Regions from separate parts of the Mus musculus genome. Here all the other regions are linked to region 4. A link is a loop called in an ENCODE intact Hi-C map of the cell type or tissue named here. Cell type or tissue: left cerebral cortex. All regions are shown on one strand.

Region 1 (4,000 bases), 95 kb after region 4:
TTAAAGATAGGTTTATTGGGAAGTTGCTCTCCAGTGGGTGAGTTTGCTGGCCACAAGGAAGGAGGCCAAGGAATTTGCCATGGGGAGGGAGATGGGGGGGTGGTGAGGGGAAGAAAGAGAGAAAGGAGAAAGGGCACATGTGCAGACAAAGAAAAGAAGAAAAAGAGGGAGACCAGTGTCTGGGTTATATAGGGAAGAGCCTTTGGGGAAAGGACAGCCCAACCCCAGGGCTGGGAAGTTCAAAGTTGGGGGCAGGGTATGCCAGATAGAGACTGAGGGATGCTGGGAGAACTTGGAAGCCATGCCTGCTTTGATATGAAAAATACACACCTCAATCCCTTGTCCTGGTCCAAACCAAACACACATCTTCCCACAACTGCAGTTTACCTTCTGTGAGGGTCCCTTGGCCACTGTTTGGGGGGGGGGGGTAGATGTTTTCTGTCGGGGAGTCAGTGTCCTCTCCATATCACAGAGTATTTACAAAGTAGTGGAAAAGTGGTCCACAGATAGGTTCCTTTGATGTTTCATAGGGAGCCAGTGCTATGGAATAGTTTCTTCAGGAGGTACAGATACCACTCTGCTATATCTTCTAGAACATCCCGAAGGTCCATGATACCACAAGCCCCTTTCTAATTATTACCTCCAGTCATTTTTTTTCTGGGAAATGTAGACCTCAGTTATTTAAGGAGAAGTGTTTGCTCCCTTGGGATTTTAACCCGTTCTGTTTGATTCATTCTATGATCTCCCAGTTGAAAATGATTTTCTTGGGTGGATAAATAAGAAGTCTCATATTAGTGATAAGAAAATGATCAAAAAATGTGCCGGTTGTGGTTGGGGTCAGACGTGTGCTAGTAGATCCTCCATTGGACAAGGTAGAGATTACCTCTATCCTTGAAGTAAGCTCTCTTGGGGGCCTATTAGTTTTATGTTAGATTTCAAAGGAGAGGGACCACCCTCCTCCACTGGCACGGAGAAGGCCTCCATCCATGGCCAAGAGAGTCAGGTAGAATTCCACAGGGTCCTATTAATGGCAGCCTGACCTTAATACTGGGGAGTTGTGTCTGCTGCCCTGGGTTCAGCAGGGCTACCTCCCTCACACCATTCACCAAATGAAGATCAGGATGAGGCCAACTTTATGGGCAGACTCTAATTCCCTGGTGCCTTCTTTCAAAGTATTTCCCTGGCCTTTTTGAATTTAAGGACAACTGGAACATTCTCTTCAGTCAATCTCCTCTTCCTTCCTTGACCTCAGGAAGACTTACTTCTTTCTGCCCACCCCCAGCCCTCTCAAAGGATCACTGGTTTTCCTCTATCCAGCTCAAACTAGAGGCGAGATTATGCCGGTCTCTCATAGTACCTGCTCTCTGCCAGCCTCCCCATGGTCTCTGTCCATTGTACCTCTCACTATCTCTCTCACTGTTAGAATCATCATTAAGTCTAGTCTGTGTATGTCTTCCCTTGCTCTTCTCTTCTCCCTGCCCATTGCTCTGCTGTTGACTGAGCATGCCTAAGGGTGGCCTCTGGACCACTCTTGTTCTCAGCTGGAATCCACAACCACTGATGCCCACTGGGTCCAGTTTTGTCTTTCCCCTCTCCTCCCCTCTTAACTGCGTGCGCCTTTTGATCTTCCTGGGGGACGATTGTCTCCTTTTTTCCTTCGCTAAATGCTTACCTTCACTCTCATAAGTAGTCTGGGCTGAACCTTTGCACTTCCTGGAGGAAATGACCATAATCTGAGAAGTGCGGTGCTGCCCATATGTGCCTGGTCCACGTGCTGGGCCTTTGGCGACTACAGTCATGACTCAGGCATGCCACTTCATGGACATTGTGGAGGCACGTCCCCTATCAGCCAACGATGCTAAACTACTGGATTATTCCTATTTGAACCTAGTTACCATTTTTTTCTTCTCAACACAGTCTCCAAAGACCCTTCTCCTTCTTCAGTTACTGCTTTTTTTGGCTTCCTTCCTCAGAATACCTCTTGAACATGCCATCTGTAGTCAAAGTCTTCGTTTTTAAGTCAGCTCCCACATCCCCACCCCACCAAGGCTCTAAGGTGGCTCACATCCAAAGTCCAGTGACTGAGTAATCAATTGTTTTTATTTCTGCCCCAGGTTACTCTCTGGCTTCCTCTTCTACTACCTTACCTCACGTTGGGCTGCCCCAGGACCATTGCACTTGCTGTTCCTAGGCTGCAAATGCTCACGCGGGTACTTCATTAAAGTCCGCATCCACACGTGTCCAGGAAGCCTTCCATAGCAGCCCATCTTGCTCTATACTTGTCTTCTCCGTCTCCTTTCTTTCCCCAGGATTACTTATCACCACATCTAACTCACAGGATTGTTTGTTTCTATCTCCTCATGCCAGGAGAGTTTAAGTTCTGTGAGAGCAGGGATGTTCACTTGTCTGCATCACTGATTTTCGCTCCCGCATGTCCCAAGTGCGGAGCTCCCAGGAAGTGGTTAGTGCTTCTTTGTGGAGTGAGGAGCAATTGGCCAGCACTACTATGTTTTCTAAAGTGTAGTAGCTCATTTTAGAAGAGCGCTGGCTCAAAGCTCTCTGCCTGTATCAAAAGACATGAGTTCCTACTGTGTAGGGTGGTGAGGATTAGGTGAGATAATGTGTTCTGTAGATAATGTATTGTACATCTGTACAATGTAGACTAGACATGTAGGAAAGAGATACAGAATTCAAATACACTATCTACTTTCATCCTTGTTGCTGTCTTCTGGGTGATATCATACCTCTGCTGATGTCATACCTCTGCTGACGTCATATCTCCGCTGATGTCATGCCTCCATTGATGTCATACTTCTGCTGATGTCATACTTCTGCTGATGTCATACTATATTCTTATTTTCCCATTATACCTCCATCCCGGATTGGCATCACAACTCGAACTCATTGGAGTCCATCCCAGCCCTGCCTGCCTGTTATTAGCTTCACGATTTATTTATTTAATCTTTCTGAGCCTCAGCTGCTAACACTAGACGAGGCAGCGACACTTTGTTGGCTGAGTCACGGTGAAGAGTAAAGGCTGTGTTGAAAGGATCTAGGATCCTGCCTTGACACAGAGTAAGAGCTCTGTAGGTCACAGCCCTTGGCCTTGCATAGGGTGCAGATGTGGGTGGCAGAGGCAAGCTCCCAGGCAAGGAGAGTCAGAGTCTGCGGCAGCGTTCACATTCGGATTCTAAAATTGGATCCCCATCAGCAAGCAGGCTGTGCAATCACAGCTCCTAACCCACGCCTTCCTTCTTCTTCTCACCCAGATCTCTCCGTAGTGTTTTTTTTTTTTTTTTTTAAGCAGAGACTGTAATTTTTAGCGATTCTTGAGATGGTTTCTTTTTATAGTTTCTGTCTTTCATGGGCTCTTTCCCTCTGATTTTGAAACATCCTGTCTGGAATCTAGAAGAGTCCATGGGTCCATTTTCATCCTGTTTTCCTTTACCTTGAAGCTCTCTGCCTGGGTTTCGGTCACCTTTGCGTCAGCAGCCAGGCTCGTCTTGTTGGTTAGGTCACACTCAGTTTATTTGCTTCTCCCATTGCTTTAGGGCATCCAAGGAGGACACACACACACACACACACACACACACACACACACACACACACACACTGGGGGGAGGGTGATAGAAAACTATATGAAGACGTCTAACTGATCTGTTTTGACCTATTGTTCCCTCAAGCCAGATGCAGCCAGCATCTACCTCACAGGGCCTGTTCAGTACCACCTACTTTCCCCTCATACATTCTTCAGTATTGCTGCCCATACTCATGGGCTGTCTCAGTTTTAGATCTAGCCCTGTGAATGGAAGAAGCCTTCCCGGGACAGAAGGGAGAGTTAAACCCCACCCCAAACACATGAGCTCATCGATTCAGCATCGTGCAGAACAGAGAGTGGAAGCTTGCCAGCGTCTCACATTGACCAGGAAAACTCTCAATATCAGCATCACTTACTTCCTTTAAAAAAAAATGTACTTAATGTCTTTTGAAGGCTGTCCTA
Region 2 (4,000 bases), 660 kb after region 4:
GGATAGCAACTAAGGGTTGGCTGCCAAGAACGAATGTCCCATTTCCCATCTTCCATCTTGATTTTATTCCAGTCACAACATCCTCAATTGCAAACTTTCAGAATCAAATTTTCTATGTTCCACATTTATTTACTAACATATGAAGTGCTTCGGCTCTTTCTCCATACTTACTTCCAGGGGTCTGTGTCAAAGAGTTCGTTCAGTTCCGCTAGCCCTTCTAACTTTCTCTGAAAGCATAGAAATCTTTGATATTCAGTGGCCCTGGATCTAAATCAAGTTCAGCTCTATGACCAGACAGTATAGATTTAGAGACTCGATATTTGGAATAAGAGTCTTGAGAATTAAGAAATGCTTTAAAATTCATTATCTCTGATTTCACACAAGCACCGGGAATTCATCTATATTGAGCTTCAATCTCTCTGGTGTTTAAAAAAAAAATCCTGACACTTTAAAAGAAATTATTATCATCTAAGAAGTCCCATTTACAATGTATTTGTAAGCAGGGGAGGCAGCTCAGACCAATAATCCCTGTGGGGAGAGAAACAGGAGCTCAAGGTATCTTCCTCTATGCGGTGAGTTTGAGGCCAACCCAGCTCTGATCAAAGCCAATAAATAGATAATAGGATAACAGCACCAGAATTAGAAATCCGCACATCTATTTTATCCCTTTACTGAAATAGTGTTAGTGGTTGCATTTGGAAAAGGCAGACGCCTGTATGTAGTGAGACTGAGATATAGATTTCTCCTTAGTAAATAGAAATGACATTGTAGACATCAGCTTAAACATGTCATTATACACAAGACACGGGACCAAAGTCTGAAACAGATTTCTGGGAAGACAGAGTATTCTGGTAACAGAACGCTCAAATTTCAAAGTTTCTGATTAAAAATCCTGTGTTTGACTCAGTATGGATATAGAACACTTGACAGACGGTGATCTGGTTAAAAAAAAAAAAAAAAGACCTAAAATTGAAAAAGACCCAAAATGAAAATGTAGAGACCTAAGAACGGGGAAATACAAAGATTAGGGAAGAGCGGCAGAGCTGTCGCTGTAGTTTGGATCCTACGCTCTCTGGAACACGCTCATTCCCAGCTTAGTGCTACTGGGAAGTGGAACACTAGAGGCAAGGGCTGGTTGAGGGTCTTGCGTGGCTATGACTGAAGGTGTGCTTCCAAAGGTACTCTGGACCCTTGGTTTCCTCTCCCCTCCGTACCCTTCTCCCTTTCCCTCTCCCCTTCCTCCATTTCTATATCCTGGTCTTAGGGTGTGGCCTAACAGAAAGCCGACAGAATCCCACGCCTCAGATAGTAGAGAAATGTCAGGGAAGGTGGCTGGAGACATGGTATGAAGGTCTGAGTTTTGAACTGTATTCCGCAGACTATGAAATCTAGTTTTCTCTTTGCCTTAAGTGGTAAATTCCAAGATGTGGTCCAAGGACCACCGTGAGCCACCATGTGATCCTCCAAGGAGCCCGTGACCTTTGGGTCATCTCATAATAACACTAAGACAGAAGCAAATGCTTGCTTATCATCTGGAGACTTTGCAGTGGGGTTTTCTGACTAGCTGAACGCTGAGCAGATGTGACATGGCACTCCAAGCGTCTTTTGTTAAGCCAGATGTTAAAACGATTCGTAAAGACATAAACATTTGTCCTCCATCTCAGTATCTATGCTTCTGCTATGGAAAACAGTTATTTTCTCATAAAAATATTTATAATCTCTCATAATGGTTTGTCAACTTTGATAAACATCTTTTGAAGTTGTCATTTCTTATTTACCATCATTATATATCCATAGATGTAATTCTGCTAAACAAAAGCTCTGATTCGTGTTCACGTTTTTTTTTTAAAGAATTTAAAGAGATCTTGAGACCCGAATGTGTGAGAACCAACCCTCTGATGGTAGTAGTTTGGTCTTGATACAGAGACAACCACGACCTCTAGTGGAGACATCCATCCAATTTGCGCGCTGATGGAATTGATTCTGTTGCCAACATAGAAGGACATCCTTTTGAGAGCTCTTGCAACTTCTCTCCGCCTCTTTAAACATCTTCCCTTGTGCCAAGTCTGCTTTCTCCTGTACTGATTAGAAAAACAAAAACAAAAACAAAAATAAAAAAACAAAAAAACAAACCTGGTCCTTCTGTGACAGGCTAGGAAATCAGAGTCCCCTGGAAGGTGACTGTGCAGGAATGAGGGTGGCACCTGCTACTCTCTACGGAGACTCACACTACTCTCACGGATACTCAAAGGAAGCTGTGGGGAGGTATTCGTGGTGCCCTTCAGAATTTACTCACTGTAAAGCAGTGATCCTTGCTTCTCTATTTGGCTTGATCTCAGCTTCCACAGAGCCATTGTCCTAGACCATCTTATCATTAAGCAAAAGTCGAGAACCTTGAAGAGTCCGAAGTCCGTCTAAGGAAAATCAGTAAGGACGAGTCTCGAGTGGGGCTTTGGCTCGCCACAGATAACCATCTGCCTCTCCACATCGAAGGACAGGAGAACGGTATGAAGCTGTACTTCTCACGGTTTTAAAATGCAAAGGAAGTCACGGCAGAATTCAAGGCCCAGCACATTTGCTCTCTGGCCAATTACAAGGAATGGTTGCGGCCCTTCTTCTCCAAGCACTCTGTGTACTGTAAGAAACAAACCAGTCTTCCCAGCATCCTGTTTACACATAACTTCTGGTCCAGTGGCTCTGAGGCTGTGACGCTTATTTCTAATGAGCTCTCAGGAGATGGCGTTGGCCCCAGGGCCACCTGCACATAGGTTTGAAAAGCAAACCTCTGGGTGCAGGCGGTTAGCTGCATTGGCAGCTGTGTATCATTAGAAAGTGCGGCACTCACGATGCTCGTAGAGAACCTTCCAGAAGTCCAATGCAGACTACAGAAGATCATGGCTGTTGGCTGCAGACAGAGCTGGAGGAAATCCTTGTGCTGTTTATGCGGCAGGCCTTAACATGCAGGTACAATTAAACTCCTGTGTATATCTTCTTTATTACTAAAGCGGGGATAAAGATATCCCCTTGCACACTGTCGTGTTGTTGCGGAAGTTAAATGAGACAGTGGAAATGGTTTGTGAGCACCAGCCAACTCGAGTTGAGGGCTTGCCATCTGTGAGCCCCCTGCTGGGATACAAAGGGACTGAGGTCCAATGCTGACACTTGTTTGGCTTCCCTCAGCTAGCTGGAGAATGGGACTGGTAATTTGCCACAGTCACCATTGCCAGCTCTTGCTTTCTATGACCATACAACAGCCCCCCCACCCCCACCCATCAAGAGCCTTCCTCCCAGCCCTGTTTGAATGTCTGTAATCATGATTTCTTTTCTTTCCTTTTTTTGTGAGCAAATTCCATGACACATCTCCATGCACAAGTGGGAGAGATCTGGGACCTGTGCCAACAGGGAGAATGCCACAGACTTTTGTACAAGCATTTGGTCTTGTTAGGATGTCAGAAAGCAAAGGTCTCCTAACTCATACCCCATGTCAAAGCATCTTAGCTCAATGACAATCTTCAGAAATCCGGCAACAGGGGACTCTTAGGACAACTTAACCACACCTTAGAGGAGATAACTGTGTGGGTGAGCCTCAGCTACAGTTCCCTGTCCTTTATGCCACCTTTGTGCTGGTGACACTTTAGCAGCAAAGCTTTCATCTGTTTGTAATACCTGGAGCTTTCTGGGCAGGAAGTCCACACCCTAGTCACTTACTTTCATCTTTCTTTCTTGCCTTCAGTGGAGGTCACAGCCCTGGCAAGCTTTCTACAGAAGAACACTGTACAAGATGCAACAGCAGCCTCTGCTGTCCAGTATTCAGAACGCCAACAGACCCCATACTCTCTTCTCTTTGGGTTGCTTCAACAGCAGCCTCTGCTGTCCAGTATTCAGAATGCCAACGGACCCCATACTCTCTTCTCTTTGGGTTGTTTGAGCTGGAGCAAAACTGTCCGTTTCCTTACTTATCTTGTATCAGACAAAAAAATGTGCTGTCTGAAATAATTTT
Region 3 (4,000 bases), 620 kb after region 4:
CCTACTTTGAATTTTCTTCAAGAAGAAATACTAGTCCATTACTTCCAGGTTCAGCTTCACTCAGGTTCTCATAACATGAGAAAATGCAGCCAGATTCTTAGCCAGAATATAACTTGAGCGGTCTTTGTACCAGCTCCAAAAAGAGTCCTCATCTCCCCTTTGAAATTTCATGAGATACGCTTCCAATGTCTATATTTCTCTCAGCCTTCTTGTCTTCTGAACTCCTATTAGAATACCCCAGCAGTGTCTCCTCACAGCATTTGAAGGCTTTTCCAGAGCAAAATTCAAAGATCTTCTATATACCTCCTGAAGACCCATTTCATGGGTCTACAACCACTAAATAAAGGTCTCACATCAATAACCCCACTTCTGGTATTAAATCTTCTATATTAGTTACTTACTCAAAGCTGTGACAAAGATAGATAGATAGATAGATAGATAGATAGATAGATAGATAGATAGATAAACCCGATTAAAAAACAGACACAAACAAAACCCAAAACCTTATTTTTCTTACAGTTTCAGAGGGAGGCAGTCCATACAGGCAATGCAAGCATGGCAGGAAAAACAGGAAGTGGCTGGTTTGGTCACATTGAATTCACAGTTACAAAGCCAACAGTGATGAATGTTTGCATTCAGCTTGCTTTTTCTTTTTTATTCAACCTGGAACCCCAGCCTATATAATAATACCATTCACACTAGGTTTTCCATTTTAGCTGAGGCAATCTACATCACTTACCATAGAAATGCTGAGATATGTTTCCACGATAACTCTAGAGCCCATCAAGTTGACAATCAAAATAAACTGTCAGTGTAAAGGGAGGCTGACAATTGAACAATATGAGAACACTTTTGTGTTACATATATTCAAAACAATAATGAATAATTTTGCATAGAGTAGTTGAATATATATATATATATTTTCATTTTACGTGCATGTGTGCCAGATCCCCCTGGAACTGAGTTTACAGATGGCTGTGAGCCACTATGTGTGTGTTGAGATCCAAACCCAGGCCCTCTGTAAGAGTACTGGGTACTATCAACTCTGAGCCATCTCTCCAGCCCTAGAGAATACTTTTCCTCTTAAGAACATAAGTCTTAAAGAACAAAATTTAGCAATAATTTTTAATCAGGAGATAGAAAATGCCACATAACACATTTTAGTCACTGAAACAGTTCATGGTAAGCCAATAGAAGTCGAATTTAATGCAGAACAAAGTAATTTTTACTCCTGACTCCTTATTACCATAACTTAAAAACTTGAATTCTTTAAGAATAAAAATAATAGACGTATTAACATATATGTCACTGTTGATTTAGTCTGTTATGAGTCTTACCCTCAACAGAGTGCTAATAGCATTTAGAATTTTAGATAAATAAGTACTTATTTTGAATGACTGACATTTTGGTCTTTGATAAGGGTGCTGTTCCCAGACACGGCTCCCTCTGAGGTCCACTACGGAGCTCTTTCTGGATCTTTCCCTGGGGTTTGACTATTAGCAGCAGCTGCTGGAGAAAATAATCCATACGAATCCATTCAACTGCAAAGCTTAGGATCCTCTGGAGGATTACGGGATCCAGTGGTCCTGGGAGCAAAGGGCCAACAGAATAAATACTTGGTAGGTTCTGATGGCTCTGTTTTATGGGTTCTAGCATCAGTTCCCGCACAACTCAACCCAAAGGGATATAATCAGGGGCAGCCAGGCTGTGTTTTAGAATGATAAAAATCCTCCTCCTTGGAGCTGGGGAGATATCATTCCATTGTTTTCTACTTTAAATTGGATGATTTTGATTCCATTGTAGATCAGGGGAGAGCACTCTTTTCAAGTAAAAACCCTAGCTTCTGTGAAATTTGGAATGTAAGAAAGCCTTTCTCATCGTTCTTAAACTGCATTATTTCTAATGGTTACTTATTTCAGATTGAATTAAGTCAAGCTTAGTAGAAAAGGATTTTTATGTCTCTTCTTATTTGCATTTGTTTGTCAAAATCTCTTTAAAGCGATTTATAGGGTAATCTTCCAAAAATTCTCTTATGTTTGACTTATTTGTAAAAGCGATACATTTGTGTCGATGTTTTATGTTTTACATTTTTTTTTCCAGCCCATTTAAAAACCTCACTTCTCTCTAGTCAATCCTTAAACAGTTGGGGAAAAAAAAATCATGTTCTCGATTTCACATGAAATACAAGAGTGCCCTCTCTTGTCCACCACAGAGTAATACAGCTGAAAAGGAAAGGTCCTCTTTAGTGACAAGGAACTGATAGAGGCATCTCTAATAATAAATACACCTTAGATTTTAATAAGAAAAGGGAGATTTATTGCAAGAAAACCACAATGCAAGGAGGGCTGAGTCTCAAGAGGTAGATACACTGAGTCTGAATAGACCTAGGAGTTAGAATGCGTTTCATTTTCAAAGTCACTGAAATATTTGCACTGTTAGGGAGATAGCAATCCCTCTGATATGTATCTATAAATAATAACATGTTGACTTTTCACTTTTAAAATCACTGAAATAAAAGCAACGGAAATATGATGTTGGTAGCTATTGTTGTTGTCAATACAGGATTGCACAAACTGTGCCACACCTGCTGAAGGGAGTTTTTGTTGCCCCATCTCCCTTGGGAAGCCATTGAAACAAACAAAATGTATCTAGGTCTTTGTGTTAGCTAGGAAAGACCAACCTGGTGTAGAGATTTCCTGGTCAGGTCAGACAGAATGTACTAGTGGAGACCAGAGTCCCTGCCACGTTCCAAGAGAGGCACAAGGGATACTATGCTGTGGTTTTGATTGGCTTTCCCAGAAGTTTAAAGTGAAAAAGCAACCACACTGTGTTCATGTTTCCTGGAATCTCAGATGAGGCAGTTATACCAATAAATCCTTCACCTTCTATGAAAGATGTTTCCTTAAAGCATGAAGGGAAGTTGTATTTATTAGAGGGATTTGGGGGAAAGACAGCACAAGTTTTTAAATCTAAGATTACTCCTTGCTCAGCTCCCCCTGACACATACACCCCACACTCTAGCAGTGTTTTATGCTCCTGTCAAGCGCTGCTCACTGACAAATCTTAGTCCTACAACCACTCCCCATGGTTTGAGATCTATCCCAAGACAGAAGTAACCTCTGAGGATCAGAGTCGCCCACACAGGACATAGTGAGCTTCTCCATAGGTGGCTGTAGCTGTTTGCAGAGTCTAAGGTCACGTGTGCACAGAACATCTGGTGCTCATTTCCTTCTGAGATATGCTGCCGCTGCTGCCGCCGCTGCTGCCACCATCTGAATAACGGATCACTCTGAAGCTCTGTGTAGCTGCGTAAGAACTGGATCACTCACTACCACGGGGGTCTCCCTATGGCTATTGTGAATCCCACAGCTCTCCTGTGTGACAGAAGCTATTGTCATCTTCCCTTTACCCAGAGTAGTGAGCATCACCTAGATCACATATCCAGATTTACTGGCTGGAAGTTGAGTTTGAACACAGATCAAGGAATTGAGTGGTAGGCTTGTCCTGTCCTAACTGTTCTCACCTCCCAAACTCATATCTGCTCTTCAAAGCTCTGATCTTCAACAATGTTGCTTCATGAGTTGTTCCCCCTCTCTCATTCTCTCTCTCTCTCTGTGTGCGTGTGTATGTGTGTGTATGTGTGTGTATGTTCCAAACAGCATCATCCTTAGCTATCTTTTTTAGTGGTTGTTTTATTATTTATCTATTTGCATATTTTTTTCTCCAAAGGGTTTCTTTGTGTAGCCCTGGCTGTCCTGGATATCACTCTGTAGACCAGGCTGGCCTCAAACTCAGAAATCCGACTGCCTCCACCTCCCAAGTGCTGGGATTAAAGGCGTGCACCACCACTGCCTGGCTCACACATGCGTTTCTTATAGGAAAGGGCACTTACCTATAGAGTGATGAGGCGTAAAACAGCGTCTTAAGTAGGTTGACTTATCATCAAGGTATCTATCCATTCTGCCAGTACTTACTAAGACCTGATGATCCTAGGTGCCAG
Region 4 (4,000 bases):
TATTAGCAGTGCACGGCTTGACCTCCAGATAACTCTGCTTTTCTCCCCCCAATCATTTGTCCATACCCACTTTCTAAAAGCACCACTATGCAACTCTACACATCTCTACCCAATAACCAGGAGAAAACTAACGGTCCCTTAGCATAACCACAGGGAAACACCTCCTTCCTATCCCTTATTCCTTGTCATTGTAGAACATTTTATACCTGGATTTACACAGTTCTAATATTCTCACAGTGGTAAGAGGTGAATGAAGAACATATATAACATGGAGAAAACACAGAACTGTTTTCCTGGGGGGAGGGGGAGGAGTCTATGTTGCTCAGATGACATAAACATTTCTATGCTCACATGAGAAACACTGTGTGTGTGTGTGTGAGTGTAGGTCTTTGCACGGAGGTCAGAAGTTGATGTCCAGCATTATCCTCCATGTCTCCCCACCTTATTTAATTCTTGTTTAGACAAAGTCTCTCACAGAGCTAGAACTTGCTGATGGTTTATGCTGGCTGGCCTGAGAGCAAGCTCTGGTCCCTCCTGCCCTGCGACCCTGGTTGCTGATAAGCATAGGTGACCACACCCAGTTTTGTACATGGGTCCTGGGGATCTGAACTGAGGCCTTCATCTTTGCAGAACAAATACTTTCCCAACCGAGCCATCTCTCCAGAACCCCATTTTGCTTTTTGGAATTCTACTTCTTTAAAATGGAAGATTTGTCCATTATAAACGACTTGGTTCAGGGAATTGAATGCTGTAATTAAAAGATCAGCAAACATAACCCTGATCAGACAGACAGTTCAAAAATACAGGGTAGGGTAGGAGTTACTAAGAGTTCTAAGAGTTACTTGATGGTAAATAATTTTTAAAGAGTCTTCATTCTATTTCTCCAGCCTTAGGAATGTCACTGGGGCGGGGCTCACCCATGGTGACCAGCACTTGCCCAGGTTAGCCCACTGGTACAGCAAAGTCATCACTTTGCAGAACTTAGCCTTTTTGTGCGCTACTGACAAGTTACTGTGGACTTTAAAAGAGATTATCTAATCATAATATTTCACAAATTTACGTCCCAGCTCACTTTTGAAATTCCCTGAGGAAACTGTAAAATTTAACTCCGTTTTTTAGGGCCAACTCAATCATATTCCAGCTGTTAACTGCAAACTTTTTTTTTTTTCTTCCTAGCTTGTATTAGGTGTTCCTTTCATAACCCAAGCTGACTCATTACAGCCAAGAGTGAACCCATGGTCTTTGGTTATAAAAAAAAAAATAATAAAGTCAACCCTTTAAGCTTCATTGGGCAGAACTGGTTGATTTGTCACTTTAGTGACATATAGCAGTTTTCTCTTCAAAAGAGTCCATGAATCAACAGGCTCACTCCGTGGTAACTCTCTAACTAGAACTAAATTAAGAATGAAAAAAAATTAAATTACTAAACTCATTCACTCATATCAGCCTGTCCATCTTTAGACATCATTCTGCGTACCCCCTCCCCTCCCCCAACTGCCCTTCCTTTCTAGGGCCTATTTAGAAACATGAGAATTCATTCACAAGTCATAATTATTATTTCAAATTATCAGTAAGTATGCTATCTCTTAACTGAGGGCAACACATCCATTTATTTCTAGTGCCTTTTGTGTATAGCCCTTGCAGTGTTAACCTTTAAATCTTTAGTATAAACATTTCTGGACGCGCTTATAAAATATCCCGACTCCCTGGTTGATGGCATTTAGGGCTCTCTGGTACCAGCAGGTGTTATATTTTTCTTTCTTCCGGCTCCAGCTGGCTCCAGTGATAGATTCTTGTTCCAGCCACCTAGGCTAGGACCACATTGGAGGCAAAATGAACCCAGCTCTACCAGACAGCAAGATAAATGGCTGTTGTTTAAGTTTTAAATCCCCTGGTGGGAGTAAATATTGTTCTAGGGAGAAAGGCTTGACAAACATTGCGTCATCCTTACGGAGCTGTCTTGATTAAAACAGAATTTTTAGATTAGGTTGGTCTTAATCTAAAAGTGTATCTATCTTGCTGTCAGGGTTTTTTTTGGTCCTCCCCCCCTTTCTATTCTAAAAACAGACATATTGTTAGGGATGGTCAAACACGGCTGACACCTCCCAAGGGGCCCGGTCCCACTCTTGGTAATAGAAGGCCTCCGAACACTGATACTTTACTGAGGATAATGGCGACAGCAAAGGCTTAGTCAGAAAAAGGCCAGTTGTCACCTAAGTGACAGGCAACAGCTGAGCTCACACATCTGGAGCTAGAGGAGGGCAAACCTTTGCAGCCCTCACTCTGTCTACACCTTGAGCCTGTCTGAAGAGACAGATGAAGTTTCTTTCGTCCGAAAGTACATTAAAAATATCTGATGGCGAACCATGTCAATTATATAACATCAGCGCAGACACTGCCTTCCCAAAGCGCTGATTAAAACCAGGCGGCAGACAGAACTGTTCAGGGACAGATAGGAGATACAATTTCATCAAGTATAATTTGTCATTCATAAAACCTACCCTAAAAGCCACAAATGCAACATTCTTTTTTTTTTTTTTTTTTTTTTTTTTTTTTTTTTTTTTTTTTTTTTTTTTTAAACAGCACAAGTGCACTTGGGCTCCGCCAGCGATTTTTACACATGCTCCTTTTAGGCCGGTTCGCGGTGCGTTCTTCTCCTTGATCCTGGCTGCAGTTCTGCCTCTGACACGTTTTAAAACCAGGAACCAAGTGCGTCAGGCTTAAGACTCTGAGTCCTACAGGGGCGGGCTGGGACTCAAAGCTGTGCCAGCCGTCCCCACGACCTCCCGGGTACACCCCCCGTCTTCAGTCTCCCGAACGCAATCTGTGGACAATTTTCCCAAAGTCCCAAAAATAACACGGCCCTGCCAATAGTCGTTGGCGATGCCGTTTGTTTTTCTTAGAGGGCAATGAAAACTCAACAGCTTTCTGCTGCATCCCGAGTCCCGCTCCTGCTAATTATTAACAGACCTAGTTTCTTCAACTTTTTCTGCCAGAAGGGAGGACGTCGCGGCTCCCCTCCTCTCCCACGGGCGAGCTGCGTGCAGAGCAGGGGTCTCCACCGAGGGCAGGCTGCGGCTGCCTCTCCAGGGCAGGCAGCCCTTCCCGGGCACGCTAGGCGCCTAGTCTCCCCGCCGACGCCAGTAGGTGACAGGCGATCCTCAGCCACTCACCCTCGCCTCCCCGATCTCGCGTGGCCGGGCTCCGGGCCATGCAGCTGGCCTCGGCGCAGGGGGAACCTGGCTGCCACGCAGCACGAGGGGGCCGTGTGCCCAGCCTCTAGGCAGCCACAGCCCAGCAGCTCTTCTCGTGCGGTCCCCGCGCTCCCAAACCGCCGGACGTCCCACCCCGCGCCGTGACAACGCGGCCCGAGCCGCGGCGCCCCTCGCCACTCACCCCACGCGCGAGAGGCGGCCGCGCGGTCCTCGGCGGTGGCGTTGAGAGCTGCGGTCCTCCGCGTCAGGCGCGCTCCCGCGTGCGCAGCCCCGGGAGCGTCCGCAGCCGGGCCCGTAGCGCTGCGGCCGCGCGGTCCAGGTCAGCGCAGGCGGCGCGGGGCTTGCAAGGTGGTGGCGGCTCCCGGGCCGCTGCTCGGCTGCAGGCGGAGTGCGCGCTCCAGTCCCGGCCGCTGCAGAGCACCCGCCCCCGGCCGTCGCGCCGGCGCCAGCGAAATCCCGGAGCGCGGACGCAGGGGATCCAGGCGGCTCTGCGCGCCCACGCGCACAGTGCGGGGCCGCGATCCCTCCCGCGAGGCAGCACCGGCCGGGCTGCGGTCTGCAGGCCCGCCAGTCTCCGCCCCGCCCCGCCTCCGATTCTGTGCCCTTTTTAATGCTGTTGCCCAGGTTCAGCCAATAATCCAGATGGATTGATTGCCAGATAGGAAAGGTGAAGGAGAGGAAAAGGCGAACCCAATTTCCTCTGATCAAACACTTTGATGGGGTCCCTATTAGGGTTCCCTTTCCTTTGGGGGCGTGTACAGAGGGCACGAGTTAATTAAACTCTG
Region 5 (4,000 bases), 250 kb after region 4:
TTATGGAGATTATGATTGCTCCCACAAGCCACTGAAACACAGCACCCCTGAACTGGGCTGGACACTGGCCATGGAAGAGCCACATGAGTGAGCGCCCTGCCTCCTGATTCCTTCTACCCTTTGCTATAGTCAGCTCTCTGTTTCTTAGGGACTCATCATAGACCAGGTGGATGGAAGAAAGGATAATCTGGCATAATAGACTTTCTTGCTAGCTTGCTCTTTCCTGTGAGCTCCACAGTGTAGGGCTAGCCTAGTCTAATTCAATCACAGACCCTGGTAAAGAAACTTCTTTTCTTTTCTTTTTTTATGTTTTACACTTCGACCCAAGCCATGCGCTCGTCATCAGCTTTCCACAACCAATTGTGCCTCGGTTCATTGTATTGGTCTTACTCCTTAACTCCACACATGTCTTATGCTTAACTGCAGGGCTTTTGACCCCATGCATTCTGCAGTGTCACTGTGCATTGTATGATTGTGGTTACTGACCAAAAGCCAGACAACCAGCCAGTCAGAATATATCAAGAAAGCTTGGGGGAATAAAAAAAAAAAACAGCTAAAGAGAAATTACTGTGTGGAAGATAAAAGTCAAATATGTTATGATTTGATTTGGCTAAGATAATGTGGTATTAAATTATCTGGTCATCCATATTTATAGCCATAAAATCATTTTTGTGGTGGTTAAATCTAGAAAGAAATCTGTAATAAATAGACATTTTAAACAAAATCAGCTGCCTTATAATTTTTATTGGCTTCAATGTGAGGATAACATAAGTACTATTTTGTTTCAATAATAACACAGTTATTAAAGCAAAAACAGGCAAACATTATTATAGTTTTCCTAATTGTATAATTGGCATTCTGCAAGCCAGTTTCCTCTCTGATGGTTAAAGAGGAACTGTCTATTTTTTAGCAGTTCAGTGTTGTCGCTTGGATGTTAATAAAGCCATATTTTTATCATTAAAGTTTCATTATCCTTCAATTTTAACACATTTTAATCTGCATTGTTATTACCTATTTATGGAAGGCATGGATTTGACCCTAGAAGGAAAACACACAAAATTTCTTATTCTTAGAGTGAATTTTCAGTAAGCATTTACTTTCATGTACAAAACAGTTGGTCAACATTCCTTGTAGGTCAGAAAGACCCTGGAAAACACAACATGTTCCTCGTCTAATGATTGGGCACTTCTCCCTCTTTTCCTTGACTTGATTTAAAATCCCCACTTGGAGGTCCCTTGTTTTGAATTTGGAGAAATCTGTGATATTCTCAGGCCATTTGTAGTCAAGGAGGTGGGATGAGTCCTTTATTTAAAGTAGCATTCCTGTGATTTATTTTTTCATTTTGTTAAGAGGGCAGGGGCGAGAGGGATGCACAGTTCCGCTATGAAGAGTACAAGCTGTTCTTGTAGAGGCCCCAAGTGAGGCTGCCAATACCCATGCTGGGTGGTTCAAAACCATCCAGCTCCCAGGGATCTAATGAGCTCTTCTGGCCTCTGGGACACCCACACTCATGTGCACATACCTACATGTAGACATACACATACACGCACGATTAAAAATTGAAAAATAAGTCTTTAGAAAGAAAAAGGACTGTAGCCTTCTTTCTCTTTGGAACTTGTCACGTTGGCATCAGGAGCTCTGGCTCTGTGACCTGGGAGAGAGACATTTTTAAATGTTTGGGTCTCAGTTCTCGCTCTCCGGAGTCCCACATTTATGGGGCTGTTCTTCGGGCCGTTCCCTCTGTGTGAGCTAGCAATTCTGATTGAGCTTACTTTGGTGTTATTTATGAGGGTGCTGAGGAGCAGATGACAGATGAATCGGCAGCAAAATAGTGAAGTCAGAGAGAGTGTGTGGGACGAGGTGAGGGCGGCTCAGCGGGGCTGGCAGCCTGGCTCTTGTCCCTCCCTCTGCTTCTGATAACTTTCTCCATGATACACTCTGGATGATCTCACACTAAGGAAAACCTGAGGGTGGGTTGAGCAGGAAAGGGGTGCGTTTTACTGGCAGAGAGTGCCAAGCAGAGTCCAAGTCTCATTAGCTATGATGGTTAAAATGATGGAACATTGGGTAGGAGGAGTTAAGACAGGCAACAGTGGTCGCTGATTCAGTTCTGCTGCAAGATCAGTTAAGGCAAGCAGGAAAGAAAGGAAACACTTAGATTTAGATTTAGTTGTCTCATTTATATGGTCAACATATGTCACGCCCCTAGAACATATGCCTGTCTTTAAAAAGTTGCTTAAAGAATATTTTTCTCTTCTAAATTTGTATCCTAACTACTCTCTCTCTCTCTCTCTCTGTGTGTGTGTGTGTGTGTGTGTTTGCATAGCCTTCATGAGATCACCCAGGATCATGTGATCGCCTAAAAGCCAACTGATATCTTAGGCTCATCTCCTGGACCACTGTAGTCTTTGCTGCTTGTACATTGTGGTGTTTGCCTTTATTTTATGACGCTTCAACATGAGAAGTCCTTTGAGGATATAACTTATACATAGAAGTTGTCACACTTTGCAATAACAAAAACTATTGGTGCAGAGCGGGAAGGGCGTGTGCTGGCAGCGGGGTGTAGGAAGACGCCTGCTTAACCTTAGCTGCTCGAAGTTTGATGGGAACTCAGGTGAGAAAATGTATGCAGTGTCAACAGTAAACAATACCAACAGTGAACAAACACCCTCACCAGTATGGCGGAGGGGACTATAAAGAACCTACAGAGGATGTCTGTAAACACAGAAGAATGAGAAAGAATGGTCACAAAGCACTCTCCCTTTCGACTACTGACCACAAGACTTCCTCATCCCTACCTAGATAAAGCATCTCCAGGCTGAGAAGTGTTAAATTAGAGTCCCAGTTTCCTTTTCTGTAAGGAAATGATGTCTCTCTGGTCTACACAAATGACTTTGCATTTTCAGCAAAGGAAGGAAGTAGTTCCAGCCCTCCCTCCTCCTGCCTACGAGCCTTACACTCTAAGCTGGGAGAAAGAAAGTCTGAGTGCATCTCCAGGAGCCATCTCCACAGTCTGTGTTCTAGGACTGTCTTTCTACATCTCTGCTGGTGATGCCCCACACATCTGTGAGATACGAAAGGTGTCTTTGCTTTGCTTCTTTATTGAGAGATGGGGTTTGCATCTGTACCTGCTTCCTTTTCGTCAGGCAAGGCCCTGGGACTATTCTATCAATAGAATATGACCAACTCAAGTCTCAGAGACTTCCACTTCCTGTCTTTGGGAATGCTAGCTTTGGAGGAAACTGGCTGCCATGGAATAGGTCAGGCTATCCCAAGGCTGCCATGACTGGAAGAAACCCAAGACACCCAGAGAAACCTTGGACAAAACTGTATCCTCCTTCCTCAGTGAATTGTTTGCCAAGTGTTCTGTCACAGTGACTAGGAACTAATGTCATCAATACCCTTACTTTATCTCTTTGGTCCTTGCTTTTCTCTGTTCTATTCTCCCCATGTATCATCTTCTCTCCCAAGGTTTTAGAGTTTATCAATCATCCGATGAGAGAAGGTATGGTAGAGCCCATCACATCAGAGGCCAGGGAGCAGAAAAGATGAAGACACCTGCTTCTTCTTTTTGCCCTTCATTTTTTCGGGTTCATAGCCTGAGGGATGACGTTTCCCACATTCAGTGTGGGTCTCCTCCTTTCAGCTAATCCACTTCGGTGACTTTTTTTGTTTGTTTGGTTTGGTTTTTTGAGACAGGGTTTCTCTGTGTAGCCCTGGCTGTCCTGGAACTCACTCTGTAGACCAGGCTGGCCTCAAACTCAGAAATCCACCTGCCTCTGCCTCCTGAGTGCTGGGATTAAAGACGTGTACCACCATGCCTGGCTGACATTTTTCACAGAAATACCTTGTAGTGGTTTGAATATTTATGGCCTAGGGAGTGACACTATTAGGAGGTGTGGTCTTGTTGGAGTAGGTGTGGCCTTGTTGGAGGAAGTGTGTCACTGTGGGGTTGGGCTTTGAGACCCTCCTCCTAATCACATGGGAGACAGTTTTCTTC
Region 6 (4,000 bases), 240 kb after region 4:
GTGGGAGCTATAAGACCCTCATCCTAGCTGCCTAGAAGCCAGTATCCTGCTAGCAGGTTTCAGGATGAAGATGTAGAACTCTCAGTTCCTCCTCCACCATGCCTGCCTGGATGGTGCCATGTTCCTGCCTTGATGATAGTGGACTAACCTCTGAACCTGTAAGCCAGCCCCAGTGAACTGTTGTCCTTGTAAGAGTTGCCTTGGTCATGGTGTCTGTTCATAGCAGTAAGATCCTAGCTAAGGCATTCTGTTAATTTTGTGATTACTATTATAGATTTTAAGAGTAAGGGTTAAGTAGAAACTAATCCATATCTCCATCCTTCCTCTGACCAGGGCAGACACTATTATTTCATTCATTACAGCCTCCTGTATCCCACCCTGAGTTCTGCTTTTACCCCATGCCTCATTACTCATTGTGACTAACACTGTTCTTCGGTCTCTGGGTGTTTCCTACAGTTCAAAAGACTTTTGCTCTTGACAATTTCTGGGAATGGATCATTTACCCTTGGGTTTATTTAAAAAAAAAAAAAAGTAAAACATATGCCTTTTCAGACGGTCTGTCAGCTGTCTGATGTTGTAAGATCTCCCAAGCATTGGGAAAGTCTTTATGTTGACCTACTATTTGAAGGGCAGCTATGTTTGTGCAGGCATCAGTGATGTTGGTGGTACTGGACATTGTCTTTCGACCTTGTCCAGACTCACTTCTAGCTTTTCTGTCTACTCTCTAGACAAGAACAACATCTTCCTACATTCAATCATGTTGACCAATGGGAGGAAAACTGATGTAACTGAGGGAACAGGCTGCAGTGAGGAGATTGGGTGGAGTATAGACTCTCTTCATCCTCTCTGATGGACAGTCTGGTTGTCAGTTGGCTGCTGAGTAGCCAATGGTGGTCTTTCTCACCATTGTTCTGCAGAGTCTAGTAATTTTGTTTGTTTGTTTGTTTGTTTGTTTGTTTCTTCAGGGTTAGAAGTTACATTGTGATGGTGCCTGACCCTTGTGTGGATTTACCTTAGTTATGCCCTCGTTATTTGGGATAGTTAGAATCCCTCTTTGCTCTTAGCATTATAAAGGCCTTTTGCTGTTATCATCTGGCTTTGATTATTTTTGGTAAGAAGCAGACCAAACATTTAACAACTGTTTCTTTTTTGGATAGCCAGTCTTTTCTCTCTGGTTGCTATTAAGATTGTGTGTGTGTGTGTGTGTGTGTGTGTGTGTGTGTGTGTGTGTGTGTGTATCTCATTGGTCTTTGGAATGTAATTGTCATGTATGGAAGTAGAAAGCTGGATTCATGTGTGTCCCGTGATGTGGTTATTAAATCAGAGAATTTATATCTTTTATTTGATGACCATCTCTTCTTGGTCTCAATCTTAAATTTAAAAATTCATGTCTTTTGTCAACCTGAAAATCTTCTAAATCTGTAGGCCTTTAGATATCACCTCCCTTTCATGCTGAAAATTTTGTCAGGTGCAGGTAGGCCTTCTCCTTGTCCCCCTCCAGGTTGTCTTAGCAGATAGGGAGATCAGTGGGTAAGAACGCTTGCCATGTAAGCGTGGGTTTGGGACTCAGCACTCATATAGAATGCTAGACTTGTGCTCAAGCTCGGAATCTCAGTGCTTTGGGTGGGCAGAGACAGAAGGATCACAGGAATTGCTGGCTGCATGCCTAGCTTCAAGTTCAGTGAGAGTCCTAGTCTCAAAGGAATCACTTGAAGAGTGACAAAGCAGGACATCCAATACCTGACTCTTATTTCTGCACATGAGCATATAGGGGTGCACTTACACATGTACATATTCTCTGTCTGTCTGTCTGCCTGTCTGTCTCATACACACATACATACAGAGAGAGATGTAGGAGAGAAAGACAGAGGAGAGAAAGAAGGGAGAGGAAGAAAAAAGAGAAGGAGTAGGAACAGAAGAAGGAGGAGGAGGAGGAGAAGAAGAAGAAGAAGAGGATGAGGTAGTTAGGAATCAATAAAGAATGATGGCCAATGAAAACAAATAAGTTATGATCCTAAAAATAGTTTACAGTGAATGTTGCTAACATATATTAGTAAGAAAAGGAAGTTGGAAATGATCATTATCATAAGAAAAGGTAAACCAACACTATAATTTGAAAAGAAAGGGAAATTAAAAGTCACATGCTGCAAAGCATCTCAAAAGGCTATCGCAGACAAACACCCCAGAGCAGACCTCAAGGAAAGGGAGAATTGGCTGTCTCTGTGCTGAGTCTCAAAGCTAAGTCTCACCATGACCTCTTTGCTCATTGTTGGGAGGAATGGCCAGTTTCCTTCACGTATCTCAGATTCTACTGCGGGGTAGAAGGGGCTCTTGTTTTTGCCATCTTAAAGACTAGCCAAAGTCAACAGTGATGGCGAGAGGGAGCAGATGGAGTTTCTCTAGCCTTGTCCTGGACAGGATCGGTTGTCATGCATTGGTCAGGCAGGATGAAGAACCCACATCCACAAAACAGACTCCCTAGCATTATAAATGCTAACTCAGTAAGTTGGTCATTGAAGCCTTACCAACTGATGCAAGGTCCTAGCTATTGGTGGAGAGTCTTTTGGGTGGTTTAGTTTAGAAAAAACAACTGCCTAAATCTTCCTCCATGGTGCCTGGTACATATTGAGGAGTGTGTAACCCTCAGAGTAACATCAGCTCTCCTGTCTCTTCCATATTGAGCTTTTCAGTGAACAGTGCAATCTAGATCACTGGTAGAGACTCTGCAAGTCCATCACCCAGCAAAGACAGTTTCCTCTGTGTTGTAATTCTGTACTTGGCGAGAAGACGGGAAGTTTGGCACGGACGGTACTGGCTACTAAAAGCAAACACGGTCAAGTCCCACAATGATTTGCCTCTTTTGCAGCTTGGCGTGTCATGTTAGGAGCTGGAATAGAGACTCGTTTGTAATAAGCTGTGGTTGGGAGGAGGAGGGCACTGGTGCCTCTGGAGGAGCCCCGTGTTTCTTCCCCTCCCCCCTCATGTGCAGCCATGAGCCTCAGTTGTGTTTCTCACACTTCCAACTCCGCCTGTTGCTGAGCTCGCCTCAGAAATAGATCTGTACTGACATTCCTACTTGCAAGCTGCTGGTGCTGCAGCCGCCGGTTTGGACATTGTTTGAGCCAACCCAGAAACTAGGAAGCTGAGGTAGAATTAAAAGGGGGTAGCTGTACGAACCAACCTACTTCCTGGTTTTGGAAAAGCTGCATCATTCGTTATTTCCCTGTCTGACACTGCTATAAATCTTTAACATCAATGCTCTGCCTGTCACCCAGTGTGATTACCTGCATGCATACTGGCTTCCTAAAAACGGAAACCTTTATATGACACAGGCATATATCTTTTGGTTAAATGAAAGACTGGGACAGGTCTCCTGTGGATGGCTGGGCTCTGGAAGACAGATTGATGGAATTGGGTCACAGCCAGCCATCAGGGTGGGAGGTCAGCATCAAGGATGCCTAACTGGAAGTACTAGGAAGTTTTGGCAGGCCAGTGGGGCTGGGGATAGAGAATGGAAAACTGAAGGAGTAGTCCAAAATGTTGGGGAGACCTGGCAGGGGGGCTTCTCTGTGGGCCTGAAGATCATAGTAGACCTTAAGTGAGAGAAGGAAAATAGGTTGAGACATTGGGGAGAGAGAAACACTAGGTCTCTGTGAGCAGCTGTCAAGAGGCAGGCACTTGGCTAGAAGTGTTCTCTGCACCAGCTCCAGGCTTGTCACTCTGGATGTCTGTTTGCTTATGACTCTTGTGTTTCTCATCCAACTTGAGTTCCTTGATGGACGGGCCTGTGTGGAGCACTATCAAGCAGGAATTCGGTGGGGAGAAACAAGCATACAGGTCGTGTTGGGTGCCTACACACTGGTTGAGGGGTTGATGTTTTGATTCCTGTGGGCACAACCAAGACTCTAAGGAACATACATACCAATTACAGGCCGCCAGAGCAGTACTCGGTTTGACGTTCTGTTCTTTCTTTTAAGGCTTGTTGTTTATGATAACCAGT
Region 7 (4,000 bases), 150 kb after region 4:
GTAGCGGTCAAGTTGGAAATCTATAGGTAGAAGAATGAAAATAGATATCCATTTATCACCTTGTACAAAATTCCACTCCAAACAGATCAAAGGCCACCATGTAAGAGCAGATGTCCTGAAGATGATAGAAGAGAGAGCAGGCAAATGGGCTTGAATGCAGTGGTATAGGAAAGGACACTCTCTGAACAGGGCACTGAGAGCACAAGTATGAAGATCGATAACGAGTAAGCCGGACCTTGTGAAGTTAAAAACCACCTACACAGCCAAGGACAGCGTCATTAGAGTGAACTGGCAGCCTACAGAGTGGCATTAAAAAAAAAAGACCAATTATGCATCTGATAGAGGCTTTGTATCTAAATTATATAAAGAACTCAAAGCAAAAGCAAACCCCAAACTGAACAGTAATAAAATAAAGAGCTCATTTTTTAAAAAGGGGAGTAAAAGTAAACAGAATTATGAAAAGACAAAATACAGATGGCCAAGAAACACTTGAATCAATGTTCAACATCCTTAGCCATCAGGGAATTTGCAAATCGAAACTCTTTTTAAGTTTCATCTTTCCCCCCAAAATTGGGAACAGTCTAGATGATAATCAACGGATGATTGGATATGGAAATGTGGTACGTAGACATAATGGAATATTATTCTGCTGTTAAGAAAATTGAAATTATAAAATTCACAGGCAAGTGGATAAAACTAGTTATGGTTTCAGGATCTTTACATTTTAGTAGGAAGAAATTTATTAAATGGTGTGTGGTAAAATCACCATTGTAAGTTTGTACCTGTCTGAAGTAATGCTTCAGACTCTATTTTTCTTCTTCATTGATTTGTAATTGTTATTTCAGTTTTTTTCCCACAGTCAATATCAATTTAATACCTTAAAAAAAAGGTTGTCTTAATATTTTTAGATTATAGTTTCAGCTTTAAAAAATTTTACCTATGTCTCAAAGAGTGTCATAATATAGGTCTTTTGTTGCTCCAGCCATCTTATATGAATAAAGCAGCGGGCAGCACAGCCATGTCATAATGAAGATTACACATAGATGAGAAAAGAAATACAGTCATTTTCAGCTACACAGGCAGGCACACATGCATGCACTCCAAGTGCCTTATACCTTGCACTGAGGTAGGCTTTGCCTTTTAATTGTCAACTGAGAGACTCTGATATTAGTGTTTTGTGTGATGTACTTCTCCATGGCTGCTGCTGCTGTTTTTAGAAATGCTTTAAGTATTTTCTTATTACAAAACCATGGGACACAACATTCTGCAACAATGGCTTCTATTGGCGACAGCTAAGTTTTAGGTCTGGAATGTTGAACTATGTGGGTCAAACTAATATCTTTGAAAATAAGCAGATATTTTAAACAAGGAAGCATATATTTGAAGGAAAAATTCTCTTGCATGGCTCCAGTAGTTTATTTTAGGTAGGGCACTTTTTTCTTTCTTTCTTTCTTTCTTTCTTTCTTTTTTTTTTTTATGGTGACTGAGTTATTTAACACTTGTTTTATGGTACTATTATGTGATACAGTGTGATGTATTTTAATTGTGGAACTATGATTTTCTTCTTTTTATGAGTGCATTAATTCTTGGACGGGATGCCTCATCACCAACATTGCTTTATCTTTGTTTAAAACGATGTTTAAATTCTGTGGGCTTCATCTTCCCAGTCACTTTAATGGTTTAGTAAAATACATATGGTGAGATAAGATTGCATAAAAGTTCTTCAGTGCATCCCACCTCTTGCAGATGAATGACTCACTCTCTCACCCCTTCATTCCTCCACCCAGCCATTCTGCTTTTTCCATTTTTTAAATTGAATACTGATTTTATATTGTCACAAGCAAGGATCCCTATCATGTCATACAAAAGAATGAAAGGCATTGGACTGGAGGGTTAGCAAATTATAGGAAGAACCTTTGTGTGGGCACACATAAAGTTGAAGAGTTTGAGGTTTTAAAAAAAAAAACGACAAAAAGCCAAACTCCTAACTCTCATCTGTATTTCGAGTTTCAGGTAGGCCATTGTGATGGTATTCTAGCTTCATTCTGTCACTGTGGCAATACACCCCGAGAACAAGCAATTCCGAGGAGAAAGGAGTTGTTTTAACTAACAATTCTAGATTGCAGTCCATTATTTTGGGAAAGGTCAGGCAGCAAAGACCTGAAACATCGAGTCACAAGAGCAGACAGAGAAATGAGTAGATGCATGCATGCATGCTTGCTTGCTCGTTTACTTGCTTGCTTGCTTGCTTGCTTGTACCCAGCTTGATTTCCTTACTCTTACACAGTTCCTGTCTAGGGAATGGTACTGCTCACAGTCAGCTAGGGCTTCTCATATCAGTTAACCTAATTAAGACAATGTCTCACAAATATGCTCTTAGGCCAAACCAACATATATAGGCCCTCATGGAGACTCTTCCCAGAGGAGTCTTGGTTGTATCAAGTTGATGGTCAAAGCTAACCATGATGGATGGTTAATCACGATGGTCTGATTGACGGATCTGGGATTGACTAAGACATAGCATTGAGCAGATCTGTGAGGGCACCTTGGAGGTGGTGAGGGGATAAGACCCTCTCTTAGGTACAGTGACCCAAGAAAAGAGCAGCTTTACTTGCCTACTGGTTTTTACTTCTTGCTTTTGAAGGTATCTATCCTGCGCCACTGTTGCAGCCACCACCGCTACTGCCGAAGTTTGCTGACATCAGAATCCGGGATCTTTTTGACTTAAAATGTAGACTGGAGACCACTGACTATCCAGGATTCTTCCAAGTAGTCAGCACCATGTTGGGACGTCCAGCTTTATGGACCGAGAAGCTACAGGGTTCTCGCCTCTCTAGCATGGAGACAGCCAGTGTTGGACTATTCGACCTCCATTGTGTAAGGCATCCTCATGATTCTTCTTTTCTGAGATATATCTCACATATACTGATGGATATGTGTTCTCTGTCTCTCTTTCTGTCTCTGTCTCTCTCTCTTTCTCTCTCTCTCTCTCAGTTCTCTTCCTTTACCGAACCCTGTCCTACCGAAAGCTCTCTTTCTGTAGCACTTCATCTAGTTTTCCTCTTCCTCTTCCTCTTCCTCTTCCTCTTCCTTCTCCTCCTCCTCCTCCTCCTCCTCCTCCTCCTCCTCCTCCTCTTCTTCTTCTTCTTCTTCTTCTTCTTCTTCTTCTTCTTCTTCTTCTTCTTCTTCTTCTTCTTCTTCTTCTTCTTCTTCTTCTTCTTCTTCTTCTTCTCCTTCTTCTCCTTCTTCTTCTTCTCCTTCTTCTTCTTCCTCCTCTTCCTCCTCTTCTTCTTTCCTTCTCCTTTTCTCCTTCTCTCTCTCTCTCTCTCTCTCTCTCTCTCTCTCTCGTTTGTTATTTGATATGAGGTGGGACTTCAACTAAACAAAAGAACTTGGGGAGTATTATGCTAAATGATGCTAAGTGAAATAAGATAGGTCCATAAAGAGACATATTGTGTAACTTGATTTATATGTAGAATAGAAGACATTCAATTTCATGGGAGCCAAAAATAGGAATGGTGGCTACCAGTGGGTTGGAAATAGCAGGTTAGGAAGATGCTGGTCAAAAGACATGTGAGTTTCAGTTAGAGAGAAAGATGCAGGGCTTTTGTTTTCTTTTGTTTTTGTTTGTTTGTTTTTTTTTTTTTAACACACCAGAGTCTCATTTAGAAAAAAATGGATGCAGCTCTCAAGAGGCACTGCTCATCTTGGTGTAAATTTAACAGGAAGAGGAAACATTTAAAGTGAGACACGAAAAGATAGAATACATTCTGAGGTGGAAAGACTACTTCTAGGTTTTTTGTTTTTTTGTTTTTTTTGAAGGTGTGCAAGGCAAAGTGAGCACTCTCTTTCTGTTGATTTCTTTGGCTCAAGGCTCACAAGGGTGCATAATTTGAAGGTGTGCAAGGCAATGGTTGTATGCCTGACATCCTCTCACCACATAATTTTCTGTTCCACAGTGGGCAGCGATGCCATCTGTAATCTCCTCTGAGTGCTTTTA

Evidence for each region. A loop is a pair of places that touch in the nucleus more often than their neighbours do. Peaks named below come from ENCODE experiments on the same cell type or tissue, not always from the same donor. Only the 100,000 strongest peaks of a DNase experiment are listed, where the experiment ranks them.
Region 1: a loop joins it to region 4, with 3 times the contacts of the local background. A loop is called at or near these places in 10 of 42 quality-filtered maps.
Region 2: a loop joins it to region 4, with 2.3 times the contacts of the local background. A loop is called at or near these places in 4 of 42 quality-filtered maps.
Region 3: a loop joins it to region 4, with 4 times the contacts of the local background. A loop is called at or near these places in 29 of 42 quality-filtered maps.
Region 5: a loop joins it to region 4, with 2.5 times the contacts of the local background. A loop is called at or near these places in 4 of 42 quality-filtered maps.
Region 6: a loop joins it to region 4, with 2.8 times the contacts of the local background. A loop is called at or near these places in 9 of 42 quality-filtered maps.
Region 7: a loop joins it to region 4, with 2.4 times the contacts of the local background. A loop is called at or near these places in 3 of 42 quality-filtered maps.

What each region holds. Positions count from the first base shown.
Region 1 is chr15:93,687,079-93,691,078 of GRCm38, forward strand. All of the region lies in intron 1 of Gm41387 (a long non-coding RNA gene), which reads left to right. Among named protein-coding and RNA genes, the nearest start is that of Gm30339, 17 kb to the right of the region's middle. In left cerebral cortex, no CTCF peak of the experiment used is centred here; DNase peaks (open chromatin) are centred at 2,498, 3,176 and 3,781; H3K27ac peaks cover 1,164 bases.
Region 2 is chr15:94,251,578-94,255,577 of GRCm38, forward strand. D630010B17Rik (RIKEN cDNA D630010B17 gene) reads left to right here. Exons shown (of 4, transcript NR_045629.1): 3 at 2,340-2,964; 4 at 3,734-4,000. Among named protein-coding and RNA genes, the nearest start is that of D630010B17Rik, 6.4 kb to the left of the region's middle. In left cerebral cortex, CTCF peaks have their summits at 1,948, 3,129 (motif pointing left) and 3,836; DNase peaks (open chromatin) are centred at 757, 1,127, 1,948, 3,171 and 2 more places; H3K4me3 peaks cover 207 bases; H3K27ac peaks cover 522 bases.
Region 3 is chr15:94,211,423-94,215,422 of GRCm38, forward strand. No RefSeq gene overlaps it. Among named protein-coding and RNA genes, the nearest start is that of D630010B17Rik, 34 kb to the right of the region's middle. In left cerebral cortex, a CTCF peak has its summit at 2,198 (motif pointing left); DNase peaks (open chromatin) are centred at 2,198 and 3,210.
Region 4 is chr15:93,592,298-93,596,297 of GRCm38, forward strand. It overlaps Prickle1 (prickle planar cell polarity protein 1), which reads right to left and starts at 3,605. Exons shown (of 8, transcript NM_001033217.5): 1 at 3,397-3,605. In left cerebral cortex, no CTCF peak of the experiment used is centred here; DNase peaks (open chromatin) are centred at 471, 1,527, 1,831, 2,175 and 3 more places; H3K4me3 peaks cover 4,000 bases; H3K27ac peaks cover 3,667 bases.
Region 5 is chr15:93,844,052-93,848,051 of GRCm38, forward strand. No RefSeq gene overlaps it. Among named protein-coding and RNA genes, the nearest start is that of 9430014N10Rik, 81 kb to the right of the region's middle. In left cerebral cortex, no CTCF peak of the experiment used is centred here; DNase peaks (open chromatin) are centred at 1,998 and 2,942; H3K27ac peaks cover 2,311 bases.
Region 6 is chr15:93,829,722-93,833,721 of GRCm38, forward strand. No RefSeq gene overlaps it. Among named protein-coding and RNA genes, the nearest start is that of 9430014N10Rik, 95 kb to the right of the region's middle. In left cerebral cortex, no CTCF peak of the experiment used is centred here; DNase peaks (open chromatin) are centred at 1,634 and 2,933; H3K27ac peaks cover 1,835 bases.
Region 7 is chr15:93,747,053-93,751,052 of GRCm38, forward strand. No RefSeq gene overlaps it. Among named protein-coding and RNA genes, the nearest start is that of Gm41386, 36 kb to the left of the region's middle. In left cerebral cortex, no CTCF peak of the experiment used is centred here; a DNase peak (open chromatin) is centred at 1,732.